Regions from separate parts of the Mus musculus genome. Here region 2 is linked to region 1. Evidence: chromatin loops called from intact Hi-C (ENCODE). Cell type or tissue: heart. All regions are shown on one strand. Each heading gives the region's core, and the rest is flanking DNA. Links, peaks and the distances in the headings are about the cores only. Region 1 overlaps Hacd2 (3-hydroxyacyl-CoA dehydratase 2). Region 2 overlaps Hacd2 (3-hydroxyacyl-CoA dehydratase 2).

Region 1 (5,379 bases), core at 51-5,050:
GCCAGGCATATTCGTACATGTCTATAACCTCAGCTTCGGGAAACAGAGTCAGGCGGATCCTGGAAGCTCTGTGGCCATCCAGACTACTGAAATGGGGAGCTTCAGGCTCAATGAGAAAAACCCTGTCTCAGACAGATAAGACAGATCAGTAGAGGAAGACAGGACATCTTACCTCCTCCTCCACCCCCACCCCCCCACCCCCGCCACATGCACACACACCCACATGCCAACAAAAAAAAAAATTTAAGGGCTAACAAGATGGCTCAGTGGATAAAAATACTTGCCAGGCAAGCCTGAAGTCTTTTGAGTTCAATCTCTGGAACCCAGGGCAGGAGGAGAAGCAATTCCTTAAGTTGTCCTCTGACTGCCACACATGTACCGTGATATGCACATCCCAGTACTCATACATCCATCCGCCACCCCACCCCACCCCACCCCACCCCTTGCCCCTGCCCCCTGCCCCCTCTCAGTTACTTTTCTGTTGCTGTGGTGAGACTCAGGCTTTCCAGGCTCCACCATGGAGAGCCATGTGGGTGGTAGGTTGCCAGAGCTAGCCTTCTAGCCCTTTCTGGTACTGCCTTCCCCTTTTATTCAAATGCAGTGGTGGGCCACATCCGCATTGCATAGCTCTGTCAGAATAGTACTAAGTGAACTGAGACCTTTGCCAACTCAGTTGCTTCCTTCAGACTACACCGGCTTAGCCTCCTTGTTCTAGTTCATTCTGTTGCTTCCTGATATATTTTCCTCCCATGACCCACAAAAGAAAAAAAGTGGTGTTGGCACCTACATGTTCTGCTCCTGTTGCACAAGATTTCCATTCTTGTTCTCTGAATAAACTGCTTCACACCTCTAGCTTTGCACTCTAGCACCTACTTTGCCAGGAACACCCAGCTCTGCTACTTGTTCCCTGCTTTGCACAAACATGCCTCAACGTAGAAAGAGGGGAGAAGTAGAGTGTGCTCTTTAGGACCCCAAGGCAGCTGCTCAGGGCTGTGCAGGCTGCCTGCACCTCATGAGCATTCAGTATCCAAGGTCTATGTAAAACCTGGGTGTCTGTGCCCACTTGCAGTTTAGAAGGCTACTTTGTGAAAAGAGCCCAGAAGCTTCCTTCTGCTGCCCTTGAAGGAGAAGCCCGAGTTTGTGATTGCAAACATCTTTGAAGGTATTAAAAATTTCTCCTCCTCCTCACCCATGTCATAAGTAAGGTTAGTTAGTGGTCTGAGTGGCGAGGATGTGCTGGAGGTGTCAGTGTGCCCGTGTGAGTGTCAGCAAGTGCACTGCGAGCATAGTAGTGTCACTGCCATTCTTGGTGCATTTTGAAAGTCATTTAAGAAAGCAGAAATGGGGTAAAATCAACACTATTTTTATGGTTTTTTTTCTCTGTATGTGTGGTTAGTCTTGAGACAGTCTGGAATCACCTGGGAAGTGGGCATCTGGGCATGCTTATAGGAGATTATCTTAAGTTCATTGAAGTAGGAAGACCCACTCCCTGTGGGTTGTACCATTCCCTGGCTGGGCTCCTGGACTGTGTAAAAAGGGAAGAGTGAGCCAGCCATGTACAACATTCATTGATTTCTTCATCGTAACCACAGACAGTGTAAGCAGTTGCTCCTTTTGTTTAGCTTTCCTACTGTGGTGGACTGTACCTTGAACTGAGACAAAATAAACACTTCCTTAAATTGCTTTTGTTAGTACACAATTGTTGTTGCAGAAAAGTAACTGAGGCAGTGTGTGCATGTCTTTGGGTAGGGTGCATGCATGCATAGAGAGGACAGAGGCTGACATCAGACATCTTCCTCCCTCCACCTTTTTGAGGCAGGGCCTCTCACTGAATCTGGAGCTCACCAGCTCAGCCACACTGGCTGTTTAACAAGCCCTAGGAATCTGCCTGTCTCCTCCCATCTCAGCGTTGAGACTGTAGGCATCCATCTCCACACACAGCTTTCATGTGGCTGCTGGGGATCTAATTCACGCCCTAATGCCTGTATGACAGGCGCCAAGGACTGATTCAGTTTTCTAGAATATTTTCCCACAGTTGTCACTAGAGGGCACCGTTGTTTTAAAAGAGGATAGTCTTTGGGAAGTCTTTTCTAATAAAAATGTATAGTATGAACCGCTAGCTGAAGCTGATTGAACAGTCAGCAGAGAAAGGGGGTATGGGTAGGTGCTTTTATATTGCTATCTCTTGAGTCAGTCATCAATGATGGAAATAATGAAACAACTAGAACTTTGTGTATTATCTGGGAGGGCCTTGTCCAATATTTCTTAATTATATCTTTAAGCTGAACACAGCTTGGTTTGTCCATGAAAGCAAGTGTTCTACTTTAGAAATTCCCGATGAGACAGTTTGTGGCAGTCTGAAGTCAAGAAAACATTCTATTTATATTCTTAGTTTCAAAAGCCAGATCAGACCAGTGAAAGTGGAAACACTGTCCAGAGACCAAAATGAGACATGTAACATCTGTTGAGTCATCTTTCAGAAAAAGAATTATTGGGGTCAGCAAAATGGTTTAGTGAGTAGAAGCACTTGCCACCAAGCCTGACCTGTGTCCAGTTCCTGAAACTCACGGCCTTCCGCAGTTGTCCCTGACTTCCATGTATGTGCTGTGTCATGCATGCACCTGTCATCCCAAAAGAAATTCTGTTTTTTTCAACTTTTTAAATTACTTGCTGTTTAATTCTGTGACAGTTGACTAGGTAAATCCTGAAATAAAAGGAACACACACTTGATGTGTGAGCAACCTCTCTGCATCTTTGTTCTTGTTAACTAAGGCAGTCTTGCTGTGTTCCAACTGACCTGACCGGGATTATGATGTTTATCATATTCTTGACTTTTTGGTAGTGAGCCTTGCCTTTAACAACCGAGCCATCTTTCCAGCCTAGTTCATTATATTTTTTACTCAATTTGAGAAACCTTTTATCAACTCAGTTTTTACGGATAATTTTGAAGGAATATATACTTCTTTGTTTACAGATATAAAGTTCAGTATATATTCTCTTTTTAAAACAGCTATTCTATATCATTGCTTATATATTTTGTTCATTTGGCCAATTAAAGTGCCCTAAAATTATCAATGTCATCTCATTTCCCTGGGATCTCCTGTGGCTTTTGTTTTAGCAAAAACGGTTGCTGTGGGAGGTAGAAGGATTGCCATCAGCTTTTGTTTTGGTTTGTTTTTCACTTTTTGAGACAGGGTTTCTCTGTAGCACTGGCTGTCTTGGACTATAACTCACAGAGGTTCACCTGCTGGAAGCAAAGGCATGCATGTGCCACCACCCAACTTTCTTTTGATCTTGGGGTTTTTATTGCAGTAATAGACACCAAAGTAGGACATACATAGATAAACATTTATATAATAAAATACATCTAAATTCTGTCTCTTCTCTCTCTCTCTCTGTGTCTCTGTCTCTGTCTCTCTTTCTGGCTCTGTCTCTCTCTTACACACACAAGGCTTGAATCCCCCAAGGCTTTATACATTGCTAAGCAAGTACACTGCATTAAACTATATTCTCAGCCTCCTTTTGACTTTGATTTTTAGTGAGGTCTTGTAAACAGTTCTTCCTGGCCTTGTATGTGTGATCCTCCTGGCTCTGCAGCCTGCGTAGCTTGGGTTGAAGGCATGTACCACTGCAGATGGCACAGTTGACTGCTGTTCCCCTTTCATTGTACTTTGTCTGGTATTAGGATATGACCTACACCTTATTTTGTTTCCATTTGCCCAGTCGCCTTTGTTCATTCTTTTATTTGTGCCCCTTTAAGTGACTTTTTTCTTATTTATTTATTCACTTACATCCTGATTGTGACTTCCTCCCTCCTCTTCTCCCAGCCCCACCCTCACAAACTTCTCCCCCATCACACCCTTCCATTTTTCTTAGAGAAAGACAAGTCCCCCTTGGGTACCACCCCACCCTGGGATATCAAGTCAAAGCAGGACTAAGCGCATCCTTTCCCACTGAGACCTGACACAGCAGTCCAGTTAGGGAAAGGGGATCCAGTGGTAGGCAACAGAGTTAGGGTAAGTCCCCCACTCCAATTGGTAGGGGACCCACATGAAGACTAAACTGCACATCTGCTACAAATGTGTGTGGGGCCTAGGTCCAGCCCCTGGATGCTCTTTGGTTGGTGATTGAGTCTCTGTGAGCCCCCATAGGCCCAGGTTAGTTGACTCTGTAGGTCTTGTGGTGTCCTTGACTCCTTTGACTCCTTCAGTTCTATCCTGCACTCTTCCACAAGGCTCCCCAAGCTCTGCCTGAAGTTTGGCTGTGAGTCTCTACATCCGTTTCCATCACCTGCTGGATGGAGCCTCTCGGGAGACAGTTATACTAGGTTCCTGTCTGGGATCATAACAGAGTATTAGTAGTAGTGTCAGGAATTGGTTCTTGCCCTTGAGATGGGTCTCAAGTTGGATCAGACATTAGTTGGCCATTCCCTTAATCTTTGCTCCATTTTTATCCCTGTGCATCTTGTAGGCAGGATAAATTTTGGATTGAGGTTTTGTGAATGGTTTGGTGTTCCCCTCATACCACTGGGAGTCCCATCTGGCTACAGGAGGTGGCCACTTCATTCTCCATATCTCTCAGCTAGGATCACCCCCATAAACTCTCGGGAGCCTTCCCTGTGCCTGGTCTCAAGCTCATTTCAGAGATGCCTTCCCATCAATTTCTGTTCTCTTTCATAGCCCTTTCTTGAGCCCTACCTCCACCCCACACCTGATCTCCATCCCTGTTTCCCTTCTTACCCCCCTCTCCCACCCATTTTCCTCCCCCATCCACTTCCAATGTCTATTTTATTTCCCTTCTGAGTGAGATTCAAGCATCCTCCTTTGGGTCCTCCTTGTTACTTAGTTTCTATGGGTCTGTGGATTGTAGCATGAGTATCCTGTACTTTATGGCTACTGTCCACTTATAAGTGAGTACATAACAATACTTGTCTGGATCTGGGTTACCTCACTCAAGATGATATTTTCTAGTGCTATTCATTTGCCTGCAAATTTCATGATGTCTTCGTTTTTTAATAGCTAAGTAGTAGTTCATTGTGTAAGTGAACCACATTATCTTTATCCATTCTTTGGTTGAGGGACATATAAGCTGTTTCTAGTTTCTGGCTATTCCAGATAAAGCTACTATGAACATAGTTGATTGAGCAAGTGTCCTTGTGGTATGGTGGGGCATCTTTTGGGTTTTTGCCCAGGAGTGGTATAGCTGAGTCTTGGGTAGAACTATTTCCAGGTTTCTGAGAAACCGCCAAATTGATTGTCAAAGTGGTTGTACAAGTTTGCACTCCCACCAGCAATGAGGAAGTTTTTCCCTTGCTCCAAATCCTCACCTGTTTAGCTCTCTACCTCATTTTAAAATTGGATTATTTTGTTTGTTGGTGTC
Region 2 (5,379 bases), core at 312-5,311, 54 kb after region 1:
TCACTGCTACATCTGGATCGCATCAGACTGAGCTGCACTGAGGAGAACACAGTCACCAGTTTCCCTCACAGACAGGGTCTCAATCCAGTGCCTGCTTGACATGTGCTCTAAGATGCAGCAGACAGCAGGGTGTCCTTCTGTCCCCTCTCGGGAGCTGGCTGTTAGGTCTTTTTCATCCCTAACATGATTTGATTTCTCTGTTGAGGTAATCATGTTCTTTTACAAACTGAGAACATCCAGCCTCCTCAGGTGTGACATCTAATGAGGTGTGAGCACGGAAGGTTCTTTTTTTCAGTGGCTCTTTTGTCAGAACTAGAGTCAGCCATCACCCTCGCAGCAACCACCTGACTGCAGGTCAGATCTCCCCCAGGGGCCCTCTGCCAAAGGGACAGAGTCTTTGAGGTGCACAGGGGCCCTCTGTAGACTTGTATGGCTAATCTGCGTCATGCTGAGGCTGGGACCACCATCATAAAGGCCCCACGGAGTTAGTCATGGAGTAAAGCACTGTCCTCCCAGACAGGAAAGTCTAAAGCAAACTGAGCAAGAGGACAGTGTGGATGGTGCCCGGCCAGAAAGACAGGAGGCAACCGTGCCTTGCTTTTCACTTGTGTTGGCTTTACATTTCTATTAAAAGCCTGGTGTTGCTGAGGTCCAACCTGAAAACCATACTCAGTTCTGAGTTTCAGATAAACCATTATAAAACATCAAAGTCACTACACACTGCTCCTTTGAAATTTGGGTAAAAAAATTATACAACCATATATATAGTCATTTTGTATTTTTTCTATGTTGTGAAAACCAAAATTGTAATTTTATAAGTCTTTGATTCACTAAAATTATATAATTTAAATGTATTTTTTGTATATTTAGGAATAAGGAGCTCAAAAACTATGCTTAACTTTCTACGCATGCACTTGAAAGCTGTTTTTATCTGATATTAATGTAGTAAGTTATACTCATAAAACACTGATACATGTTGCATTCCAAAATAAATTGGTGTGTGCTCTGCCTGGGTCTGATCTGGAGCCATGTTGCAAGAATGTGGAAACTCCCATTCCATTATGGACTCCGCTTGTCCTTTGATGATTTTCAAGCCTGTTGCTGATATTACTGGTTCTGTACTTAAAGGAGAAATAGGCTTTATTAAGTGGTTTCTCTCAGCCAGTTCGACGTCACACACACCGAGGCAGTCTGCCAACATGCCGACATGCTCACAACATGAGCAACCCCTCCCCCCTAGGAACCAGGGATCTAAAACATCAGTCAGAAGAAGTCAAGACCCTCGGTCCCACAATGAGGGTTTGGTTTTGTTTGCTCTGGGCAGTTTCTGAGGAGCATTTCCTTTTCAGCCTTCTAACGTTTCGCTGAGCCCCAACCTGGCAGATGAGTGTCTCCCAGTAGTGTCTGTCTTTCATAAAAACTACATGTACCTCACCTAAAAATGACTCCAATTCCAGAACATTCCTGGGAGGTTTTCACAATGTCAAACTCAAACATAAGTGCTGGAGGGACCTGGGTTAGAATGTCCCCAGCAGGGTCCCTGCTGACCCTCCCACTCTGGATCCCAGTTTCTTAGAGAGGTCTCCATGAACAGGCTCATCAGGCCGTTTGACTACACAAGACCCTTTGTTCTCACTTAGGAAAACCGACTCCGAGCAGCAAGTGGCAAAGCCAGTGGTCAAGGCTGCCTGTGCACAGCCTTTACAGTTCTAGCATGGTGGTGGGAGCTGGGTCTTTCTGATCACCATTGTCTACTTTGTGGCAATTGTATGTGTATGAGCCTTGTCGTAGAAGAATTGCCTGTAATTAGGAAGCCGCCTGCCTGTTCACAGTGTTCCAAAAAGGCTGCTGGGTTCTGTTCCTTTAACAAGAGTAAAAACTAGCATTGCAATTCATCATATTGGTTTTTTTCTTTTTAATCCCAGCCTTACAAATAGCCTGGCTCATTGTCAAGCCATTTGGTAGTGAAGAAACTGTTATAAGTAACTATTACCAAAAATAGCCATACCTATTAACATTCCTCTCCTCGCATCTAAGAGCCAGACTAGGGGAGACTCGTGAAGTTCTTTTGTGTGTGTTTTTTTTTTTTAACCAACACTTTCTTTGAAAAATATGAGGGGCTATTCCTTTTTTTTTTTTTTCCTATTTAGTGTGACACCCATGGTGTTACATGGAAAAAAAATCTCCATACCAAAATTAATTTTTCCCACAAAAGGTAAATTTGCTTGGTGACTCCCATTGGGTCACAAACCTAAATCAATGAGAGGTTTTGTGTTGAAGCCCCTGATGCTCCCTAATTCTAGAGCACAAACTCCTTTCCACAGCAGGACCTTCACATCTGTATGGCAGTGGGTGGATGGAATCCAGATGTCCTGCAGAGTTGCAGCCTGGTTGAACAGTCTGTAACGCCATTCCCGCCTCCATGTTGTGCTGGCCAGTCATCCCCACTAGGGGGCAGCACCTCCAAAGCAATATGGGCTTCAGGAACCAGCCTCAGCCCAAGCAAGGATAGGAAGGGGCAGAAAGGCACACAGATGAAAATTAGTCACGCATCTATTGTCCATATAAAGCAAAGACAGGTTTGGAGCCCATTCTGGAGGCGTACAGAGAGAAAGCAGCTTGGGCGCACGCTTTGAGGGTCGTGTGTTCTCCCCCCCCACCCCCCAGTGCCCTCCTGTCAAGGACTGTGCCACCCAGAGCTTTGATGGGGGAAGAAGGGCTGCAAGCAGGTGTTTGCACTGCTCAGCAGCAGAGCCTGCATGTGATTATTTCAAATGCCCCAGGAGAGCCTTTCCCACTCTTGCTGTCTCTGGATATTTTTGGAGGGCAGTCTGGGCCATGAGAAAATGTCAGGCCACCTTATAAGGCGGTGTCTGGACCCGAGAGTGCTGTCTGCAGCTTGTTGGGTACACTGTGCACTTAAGTTAACTCGACTCTTGGACTGTGGATTTTCTCACAGATTCCAAATACTCTGTCTCTGCCATGAATTATTCTCTTTAACAGACTGTAGATCTGTCTCCAGAGAGAGCTGTTTAAATGGCTACCATACTGAAGGTACCAAGCAGGTCACCGGAGGCTCCCTCAACCACACTGTGCCTGTCATCCACAACAGCCCTGAGTGGCAGGAGTGGGTGGATATAGGGGTGGGGGGTGGCGTCTGGTTTAAAACACGGAGACAAAAAAGGAAAGTTTTCTGTTCCCTTTCACTCTATGAATGTATTTTGAGTCTCCAAGAGGGGGCGCTGTGCCAGACTTTCCAAACCTGTTCACACACACAAACACACACCAAGGCTTCCTGAACACACCTTGAAAAACATCACTGTAGAAGGCTGCTTTCCCCACCCCTTCTTGGGGATGACGAGAGTGGGGCTCAGCCTGAGATCCAGGAAGCTACTACTTTGGTTTCTACGTGGTTCCCGATGCTTTAGAAAAACCCCCCTCGTGAAATAAATAAGTGGATCCTTAGATTACTGACGCACGTGTGCTCAGCCCCAGATGGAGTGTGTCGGTTGCTGTTTTCCAGTGGGTGTAAAAGGCGTCACGGTCACACGTGAATCTGTTGCAGAGACGGGTAGGGATCGGCAGCCCCAAGCCGAGTTCAGTCCCCTGCACCTCAGTATTCTCAAGTATTCTCTCAAGTATTCTCAGTATGCACAGCATGAGTGTGCCTAAACGCCATCCTCCTCAAATCCTCCGGATGTTATCTCTGATGCCACCTAGGCTGGGCATGCTGCTGCTCACACCCGTAATCCCAGCTGAAGCAGTGGATTTCTTTGATGAGGATAACCTGAATTAGAGAATGAGTCCCTGCCTCGGGGCGGTGGGGGTAGGGGAGGCTGTCAGAAGCAAACCCTCCAGTTTTTGCTACCAAAATTCTAAAGCTGATTTGGGAACATGCTTTCGATCCTGTCAGCCTCTACCCAGGGCTCATCCGTCTCTTGTGCTTCAGACAGTCCAAGTCTCTTGGTGCTTCCTCTGAGCTCTGGCCTCCCTTGCTCTCCTTGTCCCCTGCTTCTCTCTTCGTCTCCTGTCATGCTGTGCCACAGATGGGGTTCTCTCAAGATTACTAGTGGTCTTCGGGTTATGGGACACAGGGCACACTCTTTATTTAGTCCTTGTCTTAGGGCTGGACACCCAACAGTCTTGACTCTAGAAACCATGATAGGTTTTGGAATAGATGGTGAGGTTCAACAATGGCCGATGCTAGCCCAGAACTCTTGGTTTCTCCTCAGTGTGTTTCCCAAAGAATTTATGGAGAGTAAACCAGAAAGTGTTGTGACTAATCTTTCCAGGGTGGAGTTCCTCTAGGATTTGAGAAAAAAAAAAGCCTCAAAACATTCCTTCTTAAGCCAATGAGAAGTGGTCACATAGACTAAAGGAAATTATGAGACCTTCCAGACTCACTTTAAATCCCATCACTCTCCCCTCCAGCACCAGTACTGTGAGGGGAAGACAGGTGGAGCGCCTGTGCCCCCGTGCCAGGCACCAGCCTGGCCTTTGCAGGTGGAGGGCTAGGTCAGGAAGGACAAGGCAGTTTCCAAGGAGAGCTAGAGAGAGCAAGCCCCACTCCTCTCTCCACTTAAGCCTGGAAGAGGCCCCAGAGATTACATCCCTATGCACCGACCTCTTAAGGCTCATCAGCTCCGCTTGCTCCCATAGTGAATGTAGCTCCATCAGAACCATGAGACTCTGCATCATGATCAGCATCCCTCTTCCTTGGGGAGGGGCTGATGCGTAGGCATCTCCCTGGGAACCAGCATCCTCCCTCCCGTCGGCAGCCATCTTGTGGCACTGTTCTGTGTGCTTTAGCCTGTGCTGTTTTTCTCCTGTTTTCTAGGCCATTGTCTTCCGTCTCCTTCCTAACTCACTTTCTCACACACCAGGGTATGCCTCAAGAAGAATGCATGAGTCCACCCTGCTCCTGCTTACACCTGCAGCCCATGTTTTGCTCACTCCTGTCCGTGGTTGTATTTGTAGGGCCATGTGGAGTTCGACAGTGGGTGTGTCCACAGCATGCTTGTGGAAGTCAGGAGGACTGGGGTAATCCTTTCTCTCCTTGCCCCGTGTGGGTTCTGGGAATTGAACTCAGGCTGTCCTGATTGGCAGCAGCCAGTGCCTTTACCTGAGAAGCCATCTCCCTGGCCCTCTTATGGAGAATTTTGAAGAACATTGTAGGACTCTTGATCTTGGAGGTTCTGACTCAGCTTCGAGTCTCATTCTAACCCAAGAACTCTGGCCAGCAGGGCCAGAGCAGATCTAGCCTGGGGAAAGGTTCTACTGGACACTTGCCATTTTTTTTTTTTTTTTTAATCAATTGCCAACAACTTAAAACTGAAAGACACCATTTAGTCTTCAAAAGGCAAGGCGTCGGGAGTGGAC

What was found. Hi-C counts contacts between places; a loop is a spot of excess contacts. Peaks named below come from ENCODE experiments on the same cell type or tissue, not always from the same donor. Only the 100,000 strongest peaks of a DNase experiment are listed, where the experiment ranks them.
Region 2: a loop joins it to region 1, with 2.3 times the contacts of the local background. A loop is called at or near these places in 5 of 42 quality-filtered maps.

The regions. Positions count from the first base shown.
Region 1 is chr16:35,054,485-35,059,863 of GRCm38, forward strand. The region is part of intron 3 of Hacd2 (3-hydroxyacyl-CoA dehydratase 2); the gene reads left to right. Among named protein-coding and RNA genes, the nearest start is that of Hacd2, 35 kb to the left of the region's middle. In heart, for the core only: a CTCF peak has its summit at 2,044 (motif pointing right); no DNase peak of the experiment used is centred there.
Region 2 is chr16:35,108,166-35,113,544 of GRCm38, forward strand. Hacd2 (3-hydroxyacyl-CoA dehydratase 2) reads left to right here. Exons shown (of 7, transcript NM_023587.2): 7 at 1-1,010. Among named protein-coding and RNA genes, the nearest start is that of Adcy5, 44 kb to the right of the region's middle. In heart, for the core only: a CTCF peak has its summit at 3,234 (motif pointing right); a DNase peak (open chromatin) is centred at 2,436; H3K4me3 peaks cover 828 bases; H3K27ac peaks cover 2,701 bases.